Regions from separate parts of the Homo sapiens genome. Here region 2 is linked to region 1. A link is a loop called in an ENCODE intact Hi-C map of the cell type or tissue named here. Cell type or tissue: PC-9. All regions are shown on one strand. Each heading gives the region's core, and the rest is flanking DNA. Links, peaks and the distances in the headings are about the cores only.

Region 1 (5,386 bases), core at 327-5,326:
TCAAAATGGGTGTATAATCCTGAAGCCAAAACCATTTTGTAAGATACTTGGAAAACCACTCTTAGACATTTAGGGATAATCAAGAGCTTTCAAGTGTTGCCTTAACCAGAGGATAAATACTCTATTTAACTATGTACTCTTGCCATGAACTCTTAATCATTTCTTCTTTAGCAAGGGTTGCAAACTAAAATGCATACACAGGCCAAACTGGTAACAAAAATAAGTGAAATGTTCAGGTGAGGGCTGTAATAAGCTGACGAGATCATGGCACTTCTAGAGGGGCCAGGCACTGCTGATTTCCGACAGATTGACAGCACTCTGGAAAATAGGCTTAAGGATGAAAACACAGATTTTCATATATCCCTACATTTTTCAATGTTGATAATTTATTCAGTCAACACCTGCACAGGCACACATGCACACACACATATACATATACATTGCAGACAAACAAAATTTATCTGCTGGCCAAATTTAACTTATGGACTGTTGGTTTGTAACCTGTATTGTATAGCAATTTCCACAATTTTCAGGGTTGTCTCAATTTCAACCCAGTCTTAGCTTGCCTGATGCCAAATACTAAGCCCCTCTGCATCATCCTTACAAATAACCCTGCCTTGATTCTCAGAAATAGTGTAAAAGTTCTCTAAAACTTAAAGCACAACAAAATAAAATAAAATAAAATAAATTAGCCAGGCATGGTGGCGGGCGCCTGTAGTCCCAGCTTCTCTGGAGGCTGAGGCAGGAGAATGGCGTGAACCCAGGAGGCAGAGCTTGCAGTGAGCCAAGATTGCCCCACTGCACTCCAGCCTGGGCGAGAGAATGAGACTCCATCTCAAAAAAAAAAAAAAAAAAAAAAAAAAAAACCCCAAAAAACACACACACAAAAGTTAGAGAAAGGGGAAATTTATTGAAAGAGTCCTTTCTTTGCCTATGGTCCACAGTGCTTAGCATTGTGCTGAGAATATAACCATGGTATCTGTCAAAACTCCCTATAATATTATGCTCACGTATAAGTAGCAGCCTAGTAAAAGCTGCCTGGCATTCATGGCTAGAGGTCCAGAGATTTGGGCTGAGTAACCTCTATGAACAGGCAGATAGTTAAGGTTAGGACACAGTGGGTATAAGCAACCAATGACATGTTAATGACAGCTCAAGACAACCCTGAAAAAAAGATTGTTGTCCTCCTAAGTTTTCTCTTGTTGAGACTAAATAGCCCTATACTCTTCTAGTGGTGAAGGAAAATGGCTGCTTCTTATGACCCTGTATCAAGGTCATAGTTTACAAAATTGCTTAAACCACCCTTCTTGCTTTATGTAACCAATGCTCTTAATTTTATTCTTCCCTTCATCTTTAAATTAAGAACACAAGTCAACCATCAGCTATCCACTGCCAACCCTAAAAGCTAACCTGAAAGCACACTTCTACTATGTCACTGCTCCAATCATGTTGCCAACTCAGCCCAGAGGCAAGATATTCAAGCAGATGTTCTAAGGAAGAATAAATAGGGGAAGTAGTTCATATCAGGTGTGTATTTCTTTCTTGTTTTCTGTTTTGATTTGTTTATTGTTTACAAACAGATATCACCCAGATAAATCCCTGATGATATTGCCTTTAATTGTTCTTTCAACAAATTTTTATTGAGTCCCTACTATATGACACCCACTGTTCAGTATGCTGTGGATAGAGCAATGAGCAAAATAGATGATGTCCCTGCTCTTACTGAGCTTATACTCTAGTGGGAGACTTACTTTGTCACAGAAACAAACACACAGATTAAATTGTGATCTGTGCTGTGATAAAAATAAAATGAGATGAGGTCATAGAGAGTGCCTGGATTGTGGGAGTTACCTTAATCCACATGGTAAGGGAACGCTTTCCTGAGATGTGTAGGATATTGGAGCCCACCATGGGCATAATCAGACAGAAGGAAAAGGAATGCAAAGGCCTTGAGGTGAGAGAGATCTTAATATATTGCAATGAAAAGGAGGTCAGCATAGCTACAGCAGTGTGAACAAGGTGTTTACAAATCAAGTCAAAGAGACAGGCAGGGGACAGGTGGATCTTGAGGGCCTTGTTGATAATATAAGACAATCTGGATGCTAACTGCAATGGGAAATGACTGAAAGGTTTTAAACAGAGGTGCGACCTGGTCAGATTTGCCTTTTAGAAAGACTATTTGTTTGCTGGCTGTTGAACAGATTTTAGCAGGGCAGATGTGGAAGAAGGGTCACCAGTGAGGACACTCTTCTAGCCATCCATTTGGGAGATGGTGATGGTCAGGATCAGGGTCAGGGTAGTAGTAGTGGAAAGGGTGAGAAATGGTCAGATGCTGAACACACTTTTAGGACAAAGCTAACGGGATTTCCTCAATAATTGGATGAGACTTGTGAGAGAAGAATCAGGGATGGCTCCAAGATTTTTGGCCTAAGCAACCAGGTATTGTCATTAACTGAAGGGGGGGATGGCATTAAACATGATTTCTCATGGGTCATTCTGGAGTTCCAGTTATACCTGTGGGATGGAACCTCAGGGCCCTTCTCTGACTTTGAGCTGCCTAGTTATGAGGTGGGGCGGTAGTAAGGGACTGCTGTTTGGGTGAATTAGAGGCATAAGGCACATTTCTGGGAATCACCACCCTCTCTCCCTTCCCCTTCCCCATTCTAGTCAAAAAACATGCAGACTCACACAGATGAGAGACAGAGAAGACTGAGCATCCCAGGATAGGCAGAAGGAAGAGTCCCCAGAAACTCTAGAGCTGTTGTAGCCACTTCAGTCCAAAGACTGCATGGGCGTGGGCGGCGCCAAGGGGGCGTCGCAGAAACTTTCTTAGGGATCTGGCAGCCTAGGGAACCAGTTTTACCGGAAACAAAGTAATGAAAAGAGATGCGGTGGGGTGTGGCGGGGCCTGCCCCCTGCCGGAAGAAGTTTGGGTGCAGCCCAGTATTCAAGCTCCAGGACAAAGGGGGCGGGGAGGCCGCCACTAGCAAACAACCTCAGCTTCATAAATCCAGCAGAAAGGTCCGGGGTATTGTTGAAAAGGTCGGAAGGACCAAGATTATGTCCGCCAGCCTAAGTGGGACGAACAACCAAGTTGTGCGATGCAGCTTTAAAGGGGCTGGTGATTGACAGAATGGTGTAGTAGTAGATGGGGTGGAGCCGCTGGGTGGGGTCGAGACTGGCAGCTGAGAGATACCAAAAGGAAGAAAAAAGAAAACCATTGCTCTTGATATTGCTAATGCCGGGGGAGGTAAGCTAACGAGAAAGTAGGGAAAAGGAAGGTTTTAGAGTTCACCTCCACTCCTTCCCCTGGCTAACACTCTTTACACTCTTCTGCCTTCCCTTGAGATAATTAAAATAGACTGTACACCGGCCCTAGTCGGTGCCCATTCCCCCTAACTCTTCACTCAACTACGTGTGTAGTCCGAGGGAGTGAGGACCCCGGGTCCAAGAGCTCAATCCCGGCCCCGCCCCGTCGGCCCAGGCCCCGGGGCTGGGAGGAGAGGATGCCTTCGGAGGCGCAGAATCCGAAAGTAAGTTCCTTTTATTTTGCCTTACCAACTGCCACCTCCCACTCCACCTTCCTTTTATCACCCTCTCTGGGCGGCGAAATAGCCTCTTTCAAGGAAAACCTTTCAGGGTGGAGCAGAGTGGGGTTGGTAAGAAGGGGAGGGGAAGGGAGGTGGTGCTTTAGAGCCTAGGGGAGCTACCACGGGCGGGACAGGCGCGCTCAGTTCGATGGCTGTGTGGTTGGATCCTTGATTTCTCCTCCAGGTATTAGAGCCTCGACTTCCTCCCTCCTGGCATTCTTTCTTTTTATCACCCTGCAGCAACCCTATCAGGTTGCCTGAAGCCTCTAGCTGTGAGCTAGGAGGGCTCCATCTTGCCTGGCTTCTTAAAGGGACAGTGCACTATTTAACTGGAAATTCAATTATGAGAAGGGTGGCAGTACCTCTATGTTGGAAGGAATTTGTGTGGCGAGGACAGCTTTTTCTTACTCAGACCAGCTTCCATACTTGGTTCTAATATCCGTGTGGTTCTTAGGAGGTGCACCGTGGGCAATGTTGCCAAGTTACACATTAGTTAACTGCAGCCAGTTGACTGCTGTTTTAGCTCAAAGGGAAAATTTCCATTTCCTGAAAGGCGCCATGGCAGTGCAGGTATCTTGAACAAATTCATTCTACAAATTTTATTGAATGCCAGGTGCATTGCCTGTGGCTGATCACACTGCTGGGAGGTTTGTGTAAAATGTCAAGGCCATGCAGAGTGTTGTCAATGACTCCCTTTTTAACTGATTAGTAGCCTTCCCAGGATATGGAGACAAATGTTGAATTTGATTCCAACATTTACCAAACATTTCTTACATGAATGGCTCAATGGTTCACTTTTATTGTCTTCTGTTCAGTACCAGGTGTCCATATGCTCAAAGCCAAGTGACTGGGAATTCCAGCTAGAAGAAATAGGAACTCAAATCAAAATGGCATGCAGAGAGGAAAGAGCAGGAAACTTCAGTAGGAAAGCTAATGCCACTTTGGCGTTATCCATGTCCAGTAAGGGAGATTGTTTTGGGAAAGAGGGCTTCACCATCTCCCTTCCACTGTTAAAGAAGAGCTGGTGTGGCAGAAACTTGTTAGAAAGGGTCTCTTATGGACCAGTGACATCTCTTACATATTTGTCTCTCTTATGTTTCTGCACAGGGAGGGTGGCAGGACTGTGGATAGAGCCTAATGATACTCCACAGGTCGAAGAGATGAAAATATGTTTGAGGTTTTAGGGTTCATATTTCACTCTGTAGGTTTTTGTTTGGTCAATGGAATGCCACAGTTCCCGGTGCTCTGCAATTTCCTTTGTTTTGAGTCCCTTCCTAGTTCTTACTCAGCGGTCCAGGGTAGGGAACTGTGACAGAGCAAGGTATTGACACAAAATTACATTGTGTTATTATATTCATTCATTCATTCGTTCATTCATTTGACAATTACATACTGAGAATCTACTCTGTATCATCACCACACAAGACTCTGGGGAAAATATGCCTTCTTGGAGATTATATTCTAATGAGGAGGTGTTGGTGGAGGGGACTAACAAAAAACAATGAACATATACGTTGAGTGGGGATAAGATAGGAGAAAAGCTACAGGGCATGTGGAATTGGGGTGATTTTAAAGAATATATCTGAATGAAGTGAGGGAGCCAGCCGTGAGAATACCTGAGGGAAAGGTGTTCTAGACAGAGGAAGTAGCAAGTGCAAAGGCATGGTATGTTCAAAGAATAGTAAGAAGGTCAGTATCACTGGAGTGGACAAGAGGAAGAGTGCGGGATATAAGGTCAGTGAGATAGAGGGGGCTAGATCATATGGGAACTTGTAAAGACTTTGACTTTTATTCTG
Region 2 (5,386 bases), core at 106-5,105, 110 kb before region 1:
CTGGAAGCATCACATTACCTGACCTCAAATTATACTACAAGTCCATAGTAACCCAAACAGCCTAGTGCTGGTATAAAAATAGACACACAGGTCAATGGAACAGAATAGAGAATACAGAAATAAAGCCACATATATACAACCAACTGACCTTTCACAAAGTTGACAAAAACATACTGGGTAAAGGACATCCTTTCAATAAATGCTCCTGGGAAATTGGATATCCATATGCAGAAGGATGAAGCTGGATCCCTATCTCTCACCATATACAAAAATTAACGAAGATGGATTAAAGACTTAAATATAAGACCTGAAACTATAAAAGTCCTAGAAGAAAACCCAGGAAAAACTTATGGACATTGGCCTAGGTGAAGAATTTATAATGGAGACCCCAAAATCAAATGCAAGAAAAAGAAAAACAGACAAATAGGATTTAATTATACTAATAAGCTTCTGCATAGCCAAAGAAATAATCAATAGAGTGAACAGATGCCCTGCAAAATGAGATAAAATATTTGCAAATATCCATCCAACAGGGGACTAATATTTACAATTTATAAGGAACCCAACAACAAAAACAACCCCATTAAACAGTGGGCAAAGGACATGAGTAGGCATTTTTTCAAAGAAAACATACAAATGGCCCATGAACATATGCAAAATGGTCAACATCACTAAACATCACAGAAATGCAAATTTAAACCACAAAATCATTTATACCAGTAAGAATGGCTATAATTAGAAAAGTCAAAAAATAACAGATGTTGGTGAGGATGCAAAGAAAGAGAAATACTTATACACTGTTAGGAAATTCACATTAGTACAACCTCTATGGAAAGCAGCATGGAGATTTGTCAAAGAAGTGAAAATTGAACTACCATTTGATCCAGCAATCCCTCTACCAGGTATATACACAAAAGAAAAAAAAAGTCACTGTATCAAAAAGATACCTGACTCATACATTTATCAAAGCACTGTTCATAATAGCAAAGATATGGAATCAACCCAAGTGTTCATCATTGGATGACTGGACAAAGAAAAAGTGGCATATATATATACCCAGTGGAATACTATTCAGCCATAAGAACAATGAAATATCTTTTGCAGCAACATGGATGGAACTGGGGGTCATTATCTCAAGTGAAACAACTCAGAAAATGAAAGTCAAATACCATAAGTTTTCACTTATAAGTGGGAGCTAAATAATGTGCACACAATGACAGAGTATCGAGTGATATACATTGGAGACTGGAAAGTGGGGGTGGAAGGACAGAGGGTAATGAGAAATTACTTAATGAGTACAATATATGTTATTTGGTTGATGGATACAATAAAACCCAATACTTTCCCACTACTCAATGAATGCATGTAACACAATTGCACTTGTACCCCTAAATTTACACAAATTTTTTAAAAAGAAAAACATCATGAAAGTTAACAGGACTGAATGAAGTTGGAGAAAAGTCAATGCAGTGGCTAAGAAAGCAGATTTTGTGGTCAGACAAATCTGGCTTAGAATCCCATCATAACCACTTACTTTCTGAGTGACCTTAGACAAACTTAATTAAGTGTTCATACCTAAATGTCCTAACTGCATCTAATTTCATGGAACATCATTACTATGTTTAAGAAAAACAAAATAGGCTGGGCGCAGTAGCTCGCGTCTGTAATCCCAGCACTTTGGGAGGCCAAGGCGGGTAGATCACCTGGGGTCAGGAGTTTGAGACCAGCCTGGCCAACATGGCCAAACCCCGTCTTTACTAAAAATACAAAAAATTAGCCGGGCCTGGTTGTGGGTGCCTGTAATCCCAGCTACTCGGAGGCTGAGGCAGGAGAATTGCTTGAAGCCAGGAGGCGGAGGTTGCAGTGAGCCGAGATCGTGCCATTGCACTCCAGCTTGTACAAGAGCAAAACTCCGTCTCAAAAAAAAAAAAAAAAAAAATTAAACAAAAAAATAGACTACATTAAACTAGAAAATATCAGTATACACCACATGAAGCAAGGCATATCATTTCTGTGAAACTTTTGCTGTGTGTGTGTATGTCTGTGTGTGTTTGGTTTTGATGTGAAATGTTGTTCTTACATGTATTACATTCAGTTTGAAAGCCTCTGTTGTAGTTACAGGATAAGTAATCTGAAAATGTGGTGGAAAGGGAATTTGTAAATAAAGAAGAGTTGGGAGAGACATTGCAGACAGAATGGACATGCCTTGGTGACTAACTGGATTGTAGGGAGGGATCATTAAGGTGAAAAAAGGAGGAACTGAACATCATCATGAGCTTCCACTGGGTAATATGATGATAATTATTCTTTTTACAAAAATGGGACTATATGGTTGCATTCCACTCAGATGGCTCTCAGAATTGCAGCTGACAGTGAATAACATTGACTTATATGATTCATTTACCTCCTGCCTAGTCTCTTTGTCTCTAGGCTCTCCCTCTTTTATTTCTTTCTTATGACTGATTAGGTGGATTTAATTTTCTGAAAGCACAGTACTCAACAGTTTCAGCTCTGCTCTAAAACTCTACATGATTGTCTACTGTCTGAATTATTTGGGATCATGGCCTTCATTACCTATTTCAATTTAGTAGAATATCTTTAGTGTAATAAGTGGGGTCTAAAATGTTATACTGAATTCAATGCAAGATCAGAGCCTTGAATTTAGTGGCTCTTCAGGTAGGGAGTTTACAGACAATTTTACTTTTAAGAAAATCTGCTTGTTCCAATTGCTCACTATTCCTTAAAACCACTAGATTTGTCAGGCGATGGCAGCAAAGAGCTGGTTACCTGAGAAACAGTCTGGGTCCTCAAGTGCCTGACTACTGACTGTTTAACTTTTATAAGCATAATTATCTCATGTAAACTTCATAAGTATTCTGAGGTAGATACTATTCTTCTCTCAATTTTACAAGTGAAGAATTGGAACAAATAGAATTCAGGTACTTTCTCAGGTCACAAACCTAGTTATGGTGGAGCCAGAATTTGAAGTGTCTCAATCAGAATCATGGTTCCTTCTACTGCATAAACCAATCTTCTCTGGATGCGATAACATACAGCTGTGTAGCCTCAGGCAAATTCATTTTAACTTCTCAGAATCTGTATCATTATTTGCAATGTTGGGTTAATACCTTAAAGGTGTGAGAATTAAATAAAATTATAGGTATAAACCTCTTAGCACATGCTAAGTGTTAAATCTTATTCCTCTTTTATTTCCTCAAGGAAGAAAAGATAAACAATAAATTAGTTGGTCAACATAGTCATATGCTGTAGAAAGATTGAGTCAGCGTCAGCTATGACCTAGGAATAATCTAACATGGTTTGGATCTATGTCCCTTCCCAAATGTTGTGTCAAATTTTAATCAATCCCCAATGTTGGAGGTGGGGTCTGGTGGAAGGTGTTGGATAGTGGGGGCGGTTTCTCATGATTGGTTTAACACCATCCCCTTGGTACTGTTGTGATAGTGAGTTCTCACAAGATCTGGTTGTTTAAAAATGTGTGGCACATCCCCGCTCTCTTTATTCCTCCTGCTCCTGCCATGTAAGACACCTGCTTCTGCTTTGCCTCCTTCCATGAGTAAAAGCTCCCTGAGGCCTCTTCAGAAGCAGATGCCACAGTGATTCCTGTACAGCCTGCAAAATCATGAGCCAATTAAACCTCTTTTCTTTATAAATTACCCAGTCTCATGTATTTCTTTATAGCTGTGTGAGAATGTAATAACACATAGACTCAGTTTGTATGCTGGCAATTCTTTATTTTAATTTGACAATTAAGTTGCTTTGGAGCGGAGGAGGCAGAAGCCACATCCACTGGACATGAAGAGTGGACAGTGATAAAGGAAAGAAGTGATGCAGGGAAGAAAAACAATAAGATGGCAGAAATGTCCAGGCAAGTATTTCTTTTCATAACTCCTTTAAAAATTCATACTTGGCCTGGTCTTATCCCAAAATAAATTTCTTAGAATGTCTGACCAACAGTTTCTGAGTGAAAGATTGCCTAGTATATATTTTGAATACCACATATATGCTCTTTTTGAGACTGGAAAGACTGAGCTCAGTATAGAAGAGAAAGCAGACAAATATTCATCACATTAAAACAGGAAACTGAATTTCTTTCAAATGGCTCAGTTGGAAACAACTAAATTTTAATAGCTCCCTTCATTGTAGCTCCAGAGTAACAATTATAATTTCCAACATTTATTGATTACTTACCATATATTAGGCACACTTCTAAGCATTCATATATTTAACTCTAATCCTCAAAACTTCCATTAATTAGGTTTTATTATGGATGATAAAACTGAGGCACAGAGAGGTTAGGTTATTTGCCCACAAGTCACATGGTTAGTGAGTGACAGAACTGAGACTTAAGTCCAAGGCAGTTTATTGTGTCCCACTATCCTCTACTGCTGTACTGCTAGAGTAACAGAAAAGATCTTAGAGAAGGAGATGACTGCACCCTGTATGCACCCTGTATAGCCCGGGAATGTCAGATTAAAGTGAACAGATCTGGACAGACACGTTATTTCTAGATGAGGTTAAAGCTAAATCTGCCTCACAGTATTGAGGCTGATTTAGCTCAAGTTGTTTTCAATTTCCTTTCATATGTTCAACAAGCCTATACTGAAGATAGTCTGCTTGCAAAAAAGGTCTCACTAGGCTGGAAACTCCTTGAGGGCATAAACATGTCTGTTTTTCCTCCCTCACTGACTCCGCACAACATAGTACAGTGCCTGACATGTCACAGAATCCATGATGAATCAGTGAAAAAAGGCTTCTGCTCTAGATGGTCTCTGTGCTAGAGAGAGAGAGAAAGAGAGAGAGGAGACAGAGAGGGGAGAAAGAGAGGAGAGAGAGAGAGAGAGAAATGCTGCATGAACTGAGATTGAGAATAAATCTAGCTTTAGTTAATAGCTTTTAGATTTCTGTGTAGTCACATTTTTTTACATTCTCAGTTGGAGCGGGTAGGTTACAGTGCTTGAGCCTGCAGCTTGATGATTTTCTGAGCCAGATTTCTAAGGTAACTCCTGAAACTTTCAGCAAGACAAAAGCATTTTGTAGCTGGGGGCATTTGAGGATAACATCAGTTCATTTCATGTTGAGGCAAGACACATAATCTGAGGCAGGACACATTGTCTTACTCTGAGACTGTTCTCTGGTAAGGAAAAGATGGCCAAAGTTATGCATGCTTCATACTTTTCCACTCCAGACACTTTCTCTGCCTCTAGCCATGCTTTCTTAGGCAGAGCCCTTGGGGACTAGAGTCTGAAACCCCCAAAGGAAGAAAGTTGGTCTTTCTTCTGCTACATACTTAATGGAGTAGGTGGGGTACAACTTTCAGTGGCCCAGATTGGCAAGAGCTACATATATGTCTGAACATGGAAAACAC

What was found. Peaks named below come from ENCODE experiments on the same cell type or tissue, not always from the same donor. Only the 100,000 strongest peaks of a DNase experiment are listed, where the experiment ranks them.
Region 2: a loop joins it to region 1, with 2.9 times the contacts of the local background. A loop is called at or near these places in 3 of 110 quality-filtered maps.

The regions. Positions count from the first base shown.
Region 1 is chrX:55,905,268-55,910,653 of GRCh38, forward strand. It overlaps a transcript of KLF8 not described here. Among named protein-coding and RNA genes, the nearest start is that of RRAGB, 190 kb to the left of the region's middle. RefSeq lists enhancers at 3,886-3,955, 4,016-4,075. In PC-9, for the core only: CTCF peaks have their summits at 2,823 and 3,025; DNase peaks (open chromatin) are centred at 2,874 and 3,774; H3K4me3 peaks cover 1,993 bases; H3K27ac peaks cover 1,014 bases.
Region 2 is chrX:55,799,220-55,804,605 of GRCh38, forward strand. No RefSeq gene overlaps it. Among named protein-coding and RNA genes, the nearest start is that of RRAGB, 84 kb to the left of the region's middle. In PC-9, for the core only: a CTCF peak has its summit at 2,758; no DNase peak of the experiment used is centred there.